Regions from separate parts of the Homo sapiens genome. Here regions 2 and 3 are each linked to region 1. Evidence: chromatin contacts called from ENCODE Hi-C or POLR2A ChIA-PET data. All regions are on one chromosome and are shown on one strand. The core of a region is the stretch at or near the end of the contact, and the rest is flanking DNA. Distances in the headings are between cores, read along the strand shown.

The links. Hi-C counts contacts between places; a loop is a spot of excess contacts on that map. ChIA-PET counts read pairs that join two places held with the same protein, here RNA polymerase II (POLR2A). Pooled maps may share reads with other maps.
Region 2: a map of CD8-positive, alpha-beta T cell shows a loop between it and region 1 (5-fold over the local background). The contact joins the enhancer-like site here to the promoter of CPNE1 in region 1. A Hi-C loop is called at or near these places in 1 of 168 maps with a recorded cell type or tissue (CD8-positive, alpha-beta T cell), 1 of 37 single-sample maps with no recorded cell type and 9 of 50 pooled maps. POLR2A ChIA-PET finds 5 or more read pairs at or near these places in 1 of 52 experiments (GM12878).
Region 3: a pooled map shows a loop between it and region 1 (7-fold over the local background). The contact joins the promoter of RAB5IF here to the promoter of CPNE1 in region 1. A Hi-C loop is called at or near these places in 7 of 50 pooled maps. POLR2A ChIA-PET finds 5 or more read pairs at or near these places in 4 of 52 experiments (GM12878, PC-9, activated B cell and 1 more).

The regions. Positions count from the first base shown.
Region 1 is chr20:35,662,351-35,666,289 of GRCh38, forward strand. CPNE1 (copine 1) reads right to left here and starts at 2,550. Exons shown (of 16, transcript NM_152925.3): 1 at 2,410-2,550. RBM12 (RNA binding motif protein 12) reads right to left here and starts at 2,550. Exons shown (of 3, transcript NM_006047.6): 1 at 2,410-2,550. RefSeq lists enhancers at 1,259-1,378, 1,373-1,878, 1,719-1,768, 2,089-2,198, 2,383-2,887 and 1 more and a silencer at 2,117-2,411.
Region 2 is chr20:36,465,595-36,469,465 of GRCh38, forward strand. All of the region lies in intron 7 of DLGAP4 (DLG associated protein 4), which reads left to right. Among named protein-coding and RNA genes, the nearest start is that of MYL9, 74 kb to the right of the region's middle. RefSeq lists enhancers at 1-266, 1-21, 2,041-2,090 and a silencer at 1-206. Within about 2 kb of position 2,202, at least 27 of the 41 ENCODE cell types and tissues checked have a DNase peak (open chromatin) inside an H3K27ac peak, as active enhancers do; they include CD8-positive, alpha-beta T cell and GM12878, where a contact is called at or near this core.
Region 3 is chr20:36,603,072-36,607,236 of GRCh38, forward strand. RAB5IF (RAB5 interacting factor) reads left to right here and starts at 2,708. Exons shown (of 4, transcript NM_018840.5): 1 at 2,708-2,994. The coding sequence starts at 2,881. The region is part of intron 2 of TGIF2-RAB5IF (TGIF2-RAB5IF readthrough); the gene reads left to right. RefSeq lists enhancers at 1,582-1,631, 2,362-2,501, 3,853-4,165 and silencers at 1,623-2,022, 2,702-3,011.

The sequences.
Region 1 (3,939 bases), core at 1,300-3,799:
TTTAAACTTAATTAAATTTTGTGCAAACCAAAAGGTATATGGGTGTGGTAGTAAAATCTGATAAAACTGTAGTTTAGATAAAATTATCTTTTCTGTTTAGTTGAAAACATTTAACAATATTCCTTTACTCCATGAACATTTACTATTAAGCACTTGTGGGCCAGACAAAAGATATAAAAGTGGACATCATCAGTCTCTGCATTTTAGGGAGGGACATCTAAAAGCATCTTTTGTGCAACCAACTACTGACACTTGGTTCTTCCTACAACATCTACAGAAGAAAACATACATTCATACAATGACAGAATGGCTCTCTGCAAAATGGAGTAAAAACTATCAACACTGTCACTGGATTCCAGCACCTGGAACACACTGGCCCACAACATCAAGTTTCACACCTAAAGACTGTACTAACAACTCCCAAACTCTCAATACTCAATCATCAAAACATTTGACGTGTCAAAGAAGGTGAAAGAAGCCCAAAGAGTACTGGTATTAGCATGTAACAATACGTTGCAAGTAACCACACAATTATTTCTAAAGCTTCACATTTTTCATCTAACAGATTTGAACATAAAGAAAATGAAAATTATACATTACAATCCATAAGCAAAGTAATCACATTTAATCGAGCATATATAAAAATGTATTCCCTGTTTCATTAAAAATCTGTCCAATAATATATACTAAGCACATCTTCATTGTTTTGTATAAACACGCCAAACATTTCACTTTCTTCATAAATTACCATAACGTTATTTGAACCACCTGTAACAGTTCTTCCCAACTTTTTATACTCTTTGAAAATGTCTGCACACTTTCCACTAAATCCAGAAATCCTCCATTCTTATCAAAACTGCCAAATTTCAAAAACAAGTACAACCAGTCTTGTATTGTAGTTCTATAATTTAAAAAACAAGATTTCCCTATGTGTCCAGACTTGAGGGATTTTTCTCGACTGCAAATGCTCTGAGATGCATTAACAATATACACTAGTTAACAAGGTCCCAGACAATTCTTGTTGCTAAGACTGCATTTTGCAAAAATTACACCATTTCAAACCATTCAAGCAAGAAGCTCTAAAATACTGCAGTCACAAGCCTAGCCTCTCCCTTCAACAAACCTTCAGTTGCCATCACACTTTTTTCCAGTGGGTTATACTGACTCTATTATTGAATAATATAAAACGGTCCCTACCAACTTCTTCAATTTATATTAGGTTATCTCTGAGAATCCTGGAGCCAAGGAGGGTTTTAGGGCCCAGAAATCTCTTAAAGTCTGCAATTCTCAGCATGACACCACGCAGATGAGTAAATGTTTAGCACTTAATACTGAGTAACCCTCACAAGAGCCCCTCAGATTTGTCACTATAAAGCACACGTTGGAGGCACACAAAAAGCCCGTACGTTTACAACCTAGCAGCTAAGCCTGCTGCACTGGCGTCCAACCCCGTCACTAACCTGTAGATCCTCAAAGTCCCTCCCACCACCCAATTCACGTGGCTGCAAACTAATGCAGCCAAGCTTCAGAGAAACTCAATTAACTCTCCATCAAAAGCACCCACCCTCCGCAGCCCACTGGATCTCGTCCTCCTGAAATGCCACAGGATCCTCTCCCGAGGGAGCCGTAAATGTGCTGCTCACAGCAGCCCCTTCCCTACTGGGGGACCAAAGGCCTGGCATCTTACTACAATTCTCAGAGCCTCAGGAGGCGTACTCACCCCACCCCCTCACCTCCTAGCTTCAGACGCCGGCTTCTCAAAACTGCTACACCCTCGAGTAAAGCCCCTCCCCAGCAATGGACCTCGGAGGCATTTCACTGCAAACCCCTCCACCTTCAGGCCACGAAGGCGGCCGGTTGTGACACTTCCTTTCTGAACTCACAGGAGTGTACCGACTACAGCTTCCTCCCCACAGGTGTGACCTGGGTCCCCTTTTGCTGGTAGGCCACAAAGGCCTCCTTTCCATTTCGGGTTGAAGGAGTGTCCTCACTACGATTATCTCCCCACCTCCAGGCACAGAGATGTAGTTATAACCTCTGCTTCACTGGGGGAGACAAGAAATCCTCCGTACTCGGGATGTAGGCGTGTTTTTACTGCAGTCCCCGTTAGCTCGCAGGCCGCTGAGCCAGCCAGCTCTGGCCTGCCCCCTCTCAGACCACGGGGGAGTCCTCGCTATGGCCTCGTCCCCACTTCGGTACGCAGGCTCATCCTCTTGCGTCCTCCTTGCATCCTCTCAGATCTCAGAGGCCTAAGTGGCATCCCACTCCCCCTGCAGCCCTGCCTCGACCCTTTGTGTGGGGCGCTAGTTGCCGCGGGCTCGAAGGCCTCCGAAGGCCCCGCCCCGGGCCACCAAGGGGCACCACGAGCCCCGCACAGCCCCACCCGTTCAGGGGCTGCGGGAGTCTTACCGGGGAAAGCTGCGCGGCACCAGAACCCAGACCCCGAATTACCCCCCGCGCGAGTGCCTCCGCCCCGCGGCCGACAGCCCCAGCCCGAACGGCTTCCCGGAGCCCAACGCAGCCACCACCTCCTTCGCCGCTTCACAAAATGGCCGTCGGCCCGCTCAGCGGCTCCGCGTTCCAGAAGGGGGAGGAACGGCGTGGTTGACGTCAAGGGGCCGCGCAAGCGCGCTGACGGTCTCGGGCGATCTCCCGGAAGTTACTGGGTTTTGTGCTAAGAGGGGGATATTCAGTCCCTGCTTGCGACTGTTGGCGCACAGGACCGACCTTGGGCTAGTGGCCCTGGCGGGTGGGCTGGGTATGAGTGTCTAGCTTGGCCCTTCACTGCAAGACTGTGCAAATTGCTTCACGTCTTCCAGTTTCCGCGGAAGGAGCGAATTGTGCTTACCTCTAAGTTTTTTGAGGATTAAATGGACCACAACGTGGTGGCTAGTTATTATATCCTGACAAAACAGCCAAAACCTGATTCTTTTTTCCCATTTAAGAGTTTATACAGGCCGGGGGCCGGGCGCGGTGGCTCACGCCTGTAATCCCAGCACTTTGGGAGGCCGAGGCGGGCGGATCACGAGGTCGGGAGATCGAGACCATCCTGGCTAACACGGTGAAACCCCGTCTCTTCTAAAAAATACAAAAAATTAGCCGGGCGTGGTGGCGGGCACCTGTAGTCCCAGCTACTCGGGAGGCTGAGGCAGGAGAATAGCGTGAACCTGGGAGGCGGAGCTTGCAGTGAGCCGAGATTGCGCCACTGCACTCCGGCCTGGGCGAAAGAGCAAGACTCCATCTCAAAAAAAAAAAAAAAAAAAAAAAAAGTTTATACAGGCCGAGCGCGGTGGCTCACGCCTATAATCCCAGCACTTTGGGAGTCCGAGAAGGGCGGATCATGAGGTCAGGAGTTCGAGACCGGTCTGGCCAACAAGGCAAAACCCAGCCTCTACTAAAAATACAAAAACTAGCTGGGTGTGGTGGCGGTGCTTGTGGTCCCAGCTACTTGGGAGGCTGAGGCAGGAGAATCGCTTGAACCCGGGAGGTGGAGGTTGCAGTGAGCCCAGATGGCGCCATTGCACTCCACCCTGGATGACAAAAGCGAAACTTCGTCTCAGAAAAAAAAACAAAAAAAGAGTTTTAATCTAGGGCAGGGCGCAGTGGCTCACGCCTGTAATCCCAGCATTTTGGGAAGCCGAGGCGGGCGGATTACCTGAGGTCAGGGGTTCAAGACCAGCATGGCCAACATGGCGAAACCTCGTCTCTACTAAAAATACAAACATTAGCTGGGCGTGCTGGCTGGCGCCTGTGGTCCCAGCTACCAGGGTGGCTGAGGCAGGAGAATCGCCTGAATCCGGGAGGTGGCGGTTACAGTGAGCCAAGATAACGCCATAGCACTCCAGCCTAGGCGACAGAGCAAGATTCCGTCTCAAAAAAAAAAAAAAAATTAAATCCATCGTGACCCCTCCACGGCTTCACTATAGTATTATTTTATTA
Region 2 (3,871 bases), core at 952-3,451, 800 kb after region 1:
TCATCTTGAATTTAAAAGGAGGCTATCTGGAGGCTGGGTGGGGACTGAGTCACCACCTCCCGTGGCTTTCTCATCCTGAGCAGCAACCAGACACACCCAGAGGGCCACTGCTGGAGACCTGCAGATTGTAAATGCCACACAGGCTTTCTTCCCAGAAGCTCAGATGGGCTCTTGCGGGAAGGCTGTCATCGTGGTTCTGTATGTATTTCTTCCTTCCCCTAGCCACTTTGAGAAGTTGTTGCCTGTCCTTTCCCGCTTCAGCCTTTATTAATGCTGTCCTCTTCCCCTATAGTGCCCTCTCTTCCCCTAGAGGCCCACACTGTCAAATGCCACCTCCCCCAGGAAGTTTGTCCTTGCTGGCTCTGGAGTCCCAGCAGGACTCCTGAGGATGCTTACGGCATGACCTTGGCAGGTCACGCCACCTTTCTGTGCCTCAGTTTTCTCATATATAAAATTTGGGTTTCTTGTCTTTATAAAGCTCCATCCCTAGACACTCTCATTTGGCAGGTCTTGGGGCAGGAATCACATGCCCCTAGGTTTTTAAACCAGCTCTCTAGAGGATGCTGGTGCTGAGAGCCTGTCGGCTGCAACCTGGGAAAAGCTGAACTGAGAGGACCCTGGTTTGCATGACAGCCTAGCTTGTTGCTGTGTGACCTTGGATTAGTCAGCTTTCTGTACCTCCGTTTTCCTCCCTATCAGATTGGGATGGAAATGAGAACTCGTGTAGTAACAGCCCCTCAATAAATGGCAGTCATCACCATCATCAGCTTTGTTTTGTGTGGGGATTGGTGGTTTTCAGAAGCAAGTCACCTTTCCCCTACTTGGTCCTGGCAGCAGGCACTGTCAAGTCAGACTGGGCCAGGGTGCAGGCTGTGGAATTGAACACCTGAGCAGGAATGAAGTCTAGTCCTTACAGGAATGTAATGAGGTTGATGAGGTGTGTGGTGTAAATCTCTCTCGGGTTCCCAGATTTCCCAGACCTGACTGTGGCTGCCTTTCCTCACTCAACCTGTGCTGGAATCAGCTGTGTTAACAGACAGACCCACCCATTCTTAGAAACCAAGGCTACCTTAAAGAGAAATACAAGCCACATTCTAGAGCTAAAACATGGCTGTTCCACAGCATGGAGGCAGGCCCAGGGACGGGTAGGGATGCCTAGGATCCCAGAGCAAGACTAGAGCCACATCTCTGCCTCCCTCCCCCGGGCTCCCTCGTCTCTGTACATCACTGGCCTGGAGCCCTGAGGTCTGGTTTGGCCAGTGAACAGTTTCCTCATGGGATAGGAGCAAGAGAAGTGGTCCCAAGTGGTCAAAGCGAGTCTCTCGCTCTTGCTCTCTCTCTCTCTCTCTCTGTCTCTCTCTCTCTCTCTCTGTCTCTCTCCTCTCTCTCTCTCTCTGTCTCTGTCTCTCTCTCTCTCTCTCTCCTCTCTCTCTCTCTCTCTCTCTCTCTCTCTCTCTCTCTCTCTCTCTCCCCCCCCCTTCTCTCGGCCCTGCCTTCCTAGCCCTGGGCCAGGCTCTGAGAGGATGGGGATTAATAGACAGACAAGGCGTCTCTGCCCTGAGGAACTTATGGTCTGACAAGAAGACAAGCCTACAATTATGAGAGACTGTGTGACACTCTGTAATTAAGCGTCTGCTGAGGAAAAGCATTGTCTGAGAAGGAAGAAGTGAGCATGAGCCAGAGGAAACAAGAGCCCTTTGAGGGGAGCTGGATTTGCAGAGGCAGAGGGTGGTGCCGACATTCCAGGGAGGTGGGTGCAGAGGGCATGGCTGGATGATAAGTGTGCATTTAGGGAAACAGCAGTATGCTAGTTTTGCTGAGGCATCAGGGCTCTGGCTGGAAAATCTGGGTGGAGCCAGGAGGTTGTAGGCAGTGTTAAACAGCTGAAAAGCAGAGGCACTGGGGAGGCATGGAAGGTTTTAGAGCAGAGGTAGCACAACTGGAAGACTTTCCAGAGGATGAATCAGGCTGGGTAAATTGGAATGAATAAAAATCACAACAGGGAGGAGGCTTTGCAGGCATCCAGATGACACAAGAGGGTGAGGTTTGGGTGGGGCCCATGGGAGTGGGAAGAGCCAATTGGGGTAGCAGAGGATGCTGTGCTCCCTTAGGAAAGCTTGGCCAGCGCTCTGATGGGCCAGAAGGGAAAATGTTGGGTGTTGCTGGTTTGGGGCAGGAAGTAGCAGTCTGAGCACATTTCTTGTACACCTGCTGTTTGCCTGGCTCTGCGCCAGGGGCTCCACAAGGGCGCTCATGAAATCTGTACAATAAGCCAGAGGCAGATGGACTTCCCATCCCTGTTTTGCAGATAAGGAAAAGGTAGCTCAGGCCCAAGGCCAACTGTCTCCAAACCGTGTCTCTTCCCACAGCTCAGCTCTGCTTCTTGGAAAGGGAACTCCTGCTTTTAGGGTCCCAAGGGGCTGAGCCTTCTTTCCCTTTAATTAGGAGCAAGCACATTTATCCTAAAAGCCCACAAATCTTGCTTTCTAAGGATCCTGAAGGTCAGGGTGCCAGTTTAGAATTCCTTAAAGGTGGAAGAGTCAGAGGAGCTAGGGACCCTCACACAAGCAGTTTTACACACTGGACTGTGAGAAGGTTCCGGAGTTGTGCTGTGTATATGTCCAGTCTGATAGTAGGCATGTCCACCACTGGGTCTGTTGGAATTCTCAGCCAGCCCCCACCAGAGAGGGGCCCAGCCAACGCAATCAGTCACCCACAAAGGCGGGAAGGGACTTGTCTCCAAGGTGCCTTGCACAGGAGAGCCAAGTGACGGAGGCTAGGACTCATTTCTCAGGCTGCAGCCAGGAATCCCCAGTGGGCAGAGGGAAAGGGAAGGGGACTAGTGCTTACACAGTGGCTACCATGGGAGGCAGCAGTGGTTGGTCCCAGTGTACAGCCAGGAAATTGATGGCTTGGCCGAGGCCTCCCAGCCAATCATTCTCTCTGTGTGCAGCCCACACTCCTCTGAACACAAACTTGGTCATGAGGCAGAGCAACCACATGGCAGGCACAGCCTCCAGGTGCCCCTCACCCTGCTGGTCCCTTGCCTCCAGCAAACACCCAGCATCTGTATGCCAGTTTGCTTTGGCAGATACTCTGAGCCCAGTGGTATGCAGGGTACAATTGTAACTGTAACCGTGTTCGTCATACCAAAATCTGGACAAAGGTTTTGAGAGATTTTTTGCTCCTTTGGAACAGAGGTGGCCTGAGAAATGCTATTTGGACTTTGGAACAGTGGACTAGAGTGACCTATGCTGTCCCTTTCCATTGTAGTAATTCATTTGATGACCATCTGGAGCCAGTTGCTTTCTCGTAAATTTGCTCATTCTCCCGTATATTCATTCTTTTTGTTTTGTTTCAGCACGTTGGTTCTGGATCTTTAATATTTGTTTAGTTTGTTTTGATTTGCAGAGCACTTTCATACACATTATCTCAGTAGATCTTTATCCAACTTTGGAAAGTATTACTATTCTTATCATCCTTGTTTTTCAGAAGAGGAAACTGAGGTTCACTGGTAGAAAGAGGCTTGACCAAGCTCACTGTGGCTGAGCTACTTATTCAATAAATATTTATTAAGTGCTGCTCTGTGCCTGGCAGTGAGCTGGCCCTGGGGAAACACTGACAGACAGAGCTGCCTTAAAGACTTAGTTTCTGACCTCCCAGAGTCTGCAGCAGCAGCACACCGAGATCTAGCCAGGATCCACCCCAGGCTCCTAACCTGCATCCTGGGCCCTCTCCACTTCAGGTCCCTGTAGTTTGGGCCTGTGGCTTAGGTCTAGACTGTTGCAGCCCGTGAGCCCTTATCCTGGAGCATCTTGGTATAAAGCAAGCCAAGGCATAAGTCTCTGCAAACCGAACTTCAAAAGTAACA
Region 3 (4,165 bases), core at 1,458-3,957, 940 kb after region 1:
CTCCTTGGTGGGTCAGTCATATCTTTATGTAGATACGGGAAAAGTCTCTTCCAGCACCTTGATTAGGTTTTCAAGTTCAGATATTCATTATGCTAGGCACAGTGGGTCATGCCTGTAATCCCAACACATTGGGAGACCGAGGTGGGAGGACTGCTTGAGCCCAGGAGTTCAAGACCAGCCTAGGCAACATAGTGAGACCCTGTCTCTACAGAAAATTAAAAAACAAAAACAAAAAAAAACAAACCTGTCAGGGTGTGGTGGCTCATGCCTGTAATCCCAGCCCTTTGGGAGGCTGAGGCAGGCGGATCACTTGAGGTCAGGAATTTGAGACCAGCCTGGACAAGATGGCAAAATCCCATCTCTACTGAAAAATACAAAAATTAGCCAGGTTGTGGTGGTACGCATCTGTATTCCCAGCTTCTGGGGAGACTAAGTCAATAGAACTGGTTGAATCTGGGAGGCAGAGGTTGCAGTGAGCTGAGATCATGCCACTGCACTCCAGCTTGGGCGACAGAGTGAGACTCTGTCTATAAAAAAAAAAAAAAAAATCTTAGCCAGGTTGGTGGCATGTGCCTGTGCCTGCAGCTCCAGCTACTTGGGAAGTTGAGGTGGGAAGATCGCTTGAGCCCAGAAGATCAAAGCTGCAGTGAGCCCTGATCATGCCACCGCATTTGAGCACGGGCAACAGAGTGAGACCCTGTCTTAAAAACTAAACTAAAATAGTCATTATACTAGGGAGCCATATTTTGGGGTAAAATATTTTGATTTCCTTCAACTGGCTAAGCTTTACCATTTCATATGGGAGGGAAACTGGATCAGAAAAGAGGCAGGGCTGAAAAGAACAAGACCCACGGGGAAACTTAGGACAAAAGGAGTGCACCCATATAACGTATACGGCCCTTCCACCAGTTCCAGACAGTAACGTGATCACAGTATGTTTCACCTTGGGGGTCCAGCCCCACTTAATCTACTGAAACAATGTCAGGGTGGGCTTGGGGTGGAAAACAGCAGCTATAGTATTCTGGAAAAGCTCTCTAGGAGGTTTTTTGTTTGTTTTTTGTTTTGTTTTTGAGACCAAGTCTTGCTCTGTTGCCCAGGCTGGAGTGCAATGGCGCGATCTTGGCTCACTGCAACCTCCACCTCCCAGGTTCAAACAATTCTCATGCCTCGAGCCTCCTGAGAAGCTGGGATTACAGGTCCCCACCACCACGCCCGGCTAATTTTTTTTGCATTTTTAGTAGAGACGGGCTTTCAACCATGTTGGCCAGGCTGGTCTCGAACTCCTGACCTCAAGTGATCCACCGACCTCGGCCTTCCAAAGTGCTGGGATTATGGGAGTGAGCCACTGCGCCTGGCCTCCCTAGGGAGGTTCTATTACTCCTGAAAAGTGAAGAATTACAGGTGAATGTTGATAGGTATGCAAAAGATACTCTGACCTGTTTAAAAAAAAAAAAGATACTCTCAGCTTTAAAGTTTAACGGTTAAGAGCACAGATTCTGGAGTCAGACACACCCAGGTACCAGATACATTACTTGTCTTTATAAATCCACTGTCCAGAGGCCGGGTGAGGTGGCTCACGCCTGTAATCCTAGCACTTTGGGAGGCCAAGATGGGCGGATTGCCTGAGCTCAGGAGTTCGAGACCAGCCTGGGCAACATAGTGAAACCCCCGTCTCTACTAAAATACAAAAAAAACTAGTGGAGCGTGGTAGTGGGCGCCTGTGATCCCAGCTACGTGGGAGGCTGAGGCACGAGAATCGCTTGAACCCGGGAGGTGGAGGTTGCAGTGAGCAGAGACCGTGCCGTCTCAAAAAAAAAAAAAAAAAAAAATCCACTGTCCAGAAGGGATGTGCCTTGGTCTCTGGACTTACCAGCACAGTGAGCCTGGCACCACCTGGAGGGCCACCGGAAGGAGCCCCATCCCCAGGGGTTCTGAGTCAGTAGGCGTGGAATGGGGGCCGAGAACCTGCGCCTCTACCCAGTTCCCAGGCGATACGGCCGCTGCTGATCCGGAAGCTCACTTTGTGAACCACTGACGCAGCACATGGTGAGGACGCTGTATGTGAACACTCAGATATCCTGATACCTAACCCAATCCTTGTATTTGCCGCCCAGGAGTCCCCGGTTGGGTCCACCTTGCTATACGGCCTCAGAATCTCATTTCCTCTTTTGGGGTCTCAGGGCTCTCGTGTGCCAAAAGAGGGTGCTGGGCAAGATGAAATGGTTAGTTATTACAGAAGAGTTAACATCTTCAACAAGGCCCTACAGAACTTGCAGGGTTAGGGGAGAAAATAAGCGGGCTAAATCCTGTGGGGCAGCTTGGAGCTACCCTGGAGCAAGGTCTGGGCTCAGCAGGCGAGTAGGTCGCAAGGAAAGGTAGAGCCGCTCCTGCCCCACTCGCTGCTCGAGGGGCAGCTGTGGCCGACTGGGCGACGCTGACGTCCAGCCTCGGTTTTCCCCTACCTCCTCGGTCTCCACAGCGCCTCCTGGCGCCCATGTCACCGTTCTACCAAGATTGTCCCTCCCCTCACACCTTACCGCGAGCCCGGCGGATGCTGACGTCATTTCCGCCACGAGTAGCGCGCTTGCGCCAAGGCGCCGGTCGCTGTTTCACTCGGATGGCTTCGCGGTCGCCGATTGGCTGCGTGAGCACGTCGGCGGGAGGGCGCGCGACACTGCACCGCCCCTCCCTTCGCGGCGCCTGCTCTGTAGAGCCGGCGGAACCGGGTAGCTTGGCCAGGTTGTGAGGAACCGCAGCGCGCCGCAGGACCGGGCCGCTGAGCCTGCAGCCGCCCCGCGCCGTGACCTGCGACCCTAGACCCCGACTCCCTTTGGCTCAGCCCGCGCGCCCCAGGCCCGGCCCGGGCGGCGCGACGGGAGGATGAGCGGCGGGCGGCGGAAGGAGGAGCCGCCTCAGCCGCAGCTGGCCAACGGGGCCCTCAAAGTCTCCGTCTGGAGTAAGGTGCTGCGGAGCGACGCGGCCTGGGAGGATAAGGTACGGTGGAGTCTGAACAGGGCGCGGGTGCGAGGAGTCGGCTGGGACTCGGGGAACGGAAGACTGGCGCGGGCCTGCCCTCGTCCTCGTTCCGGCACAATCGAGTAGGGCAGTGGGGCGGGTGGCCCAAGGGTGTCAGAGCAAACTTGGCGGGCACTGGGCGGACAGCTGGGCTTGGAGCTCCCCGAAGGGTGGCCTAAGGATGAAGCCCCCTAGTTATGCGGAATTGGCGAGGAGCGGGGAGAGGCGTTGTCATTCGCGGGCAGGGTTTGTGCCTGAACTGGGAAAGGGAGCTGAATTCGATTCGGCCTCCGCCTTTTATGTGCAGTAGGGTTTTGAGTAGGTTACTTGTTTCTTTCGAATTAAGTAGCACAAACATTAACAGTAACAGACTTCTGCTGAGAATGCTTTCTACGTGCCAGGTGCTCTGCAAGCGGAATCTCGTTTAACTCAGAATAACTCTGAAGTGGGGTACTGTGGTACATTAAAGCCTTTTGCACATAGTGAGGCTCGCTAATCTTGAGCTGCTGTTGCTTGTTGAATGTAAAGGACCGAATACTTTGATAAGCATGAGTCAAGAGGGGAGACTGAGACCACCCGCTGGGTGAGTGTGAGGTGTGGGGGTGGAGAAACGCCACCAGATATGTGCGAGAATTGGTTGGGACTTCAGAACGTTCTTACTCGTCCCATTCGGAGGATGCTTCGTAACTCTGCTCCATGATCTGGAAGGGGCCATCACAAACAGCTTGATTCCAGGTAGCTTGAAAAGCGTATTATATTTGCAGTCATTTCTTGGTTTTCTGGGCTGCCGAAGTGGATTTTCCTTCCTGAAGTTCCTGTAAAGGGGGATGGGAGGCACTTCCTGAAGGTGCCCTTGTTCTGCCCCCAGCCCTGCCCAGCTCTTGCAAAACCTGCAGTCTCTAATCTGCTGTGTCATTTCTTTCTTTTCTTGTATAAGGACTGGTTTCTGGAATCTAGGGCAGATCAGAAACCTGAGTCGTCTGTGTTCTTCCATTAAACTTAAATATAGTGGCACCTGCCTCCAGCATTTATGGTTCTAATCCGTATGTGCGGCCAGTAGCACAATTATTATCACAGTCATTTCATTACAGGCCATATTATATATGCACCTCTAGAATTTTGATTTAGAGCACAGATTCTGGAAGTGATC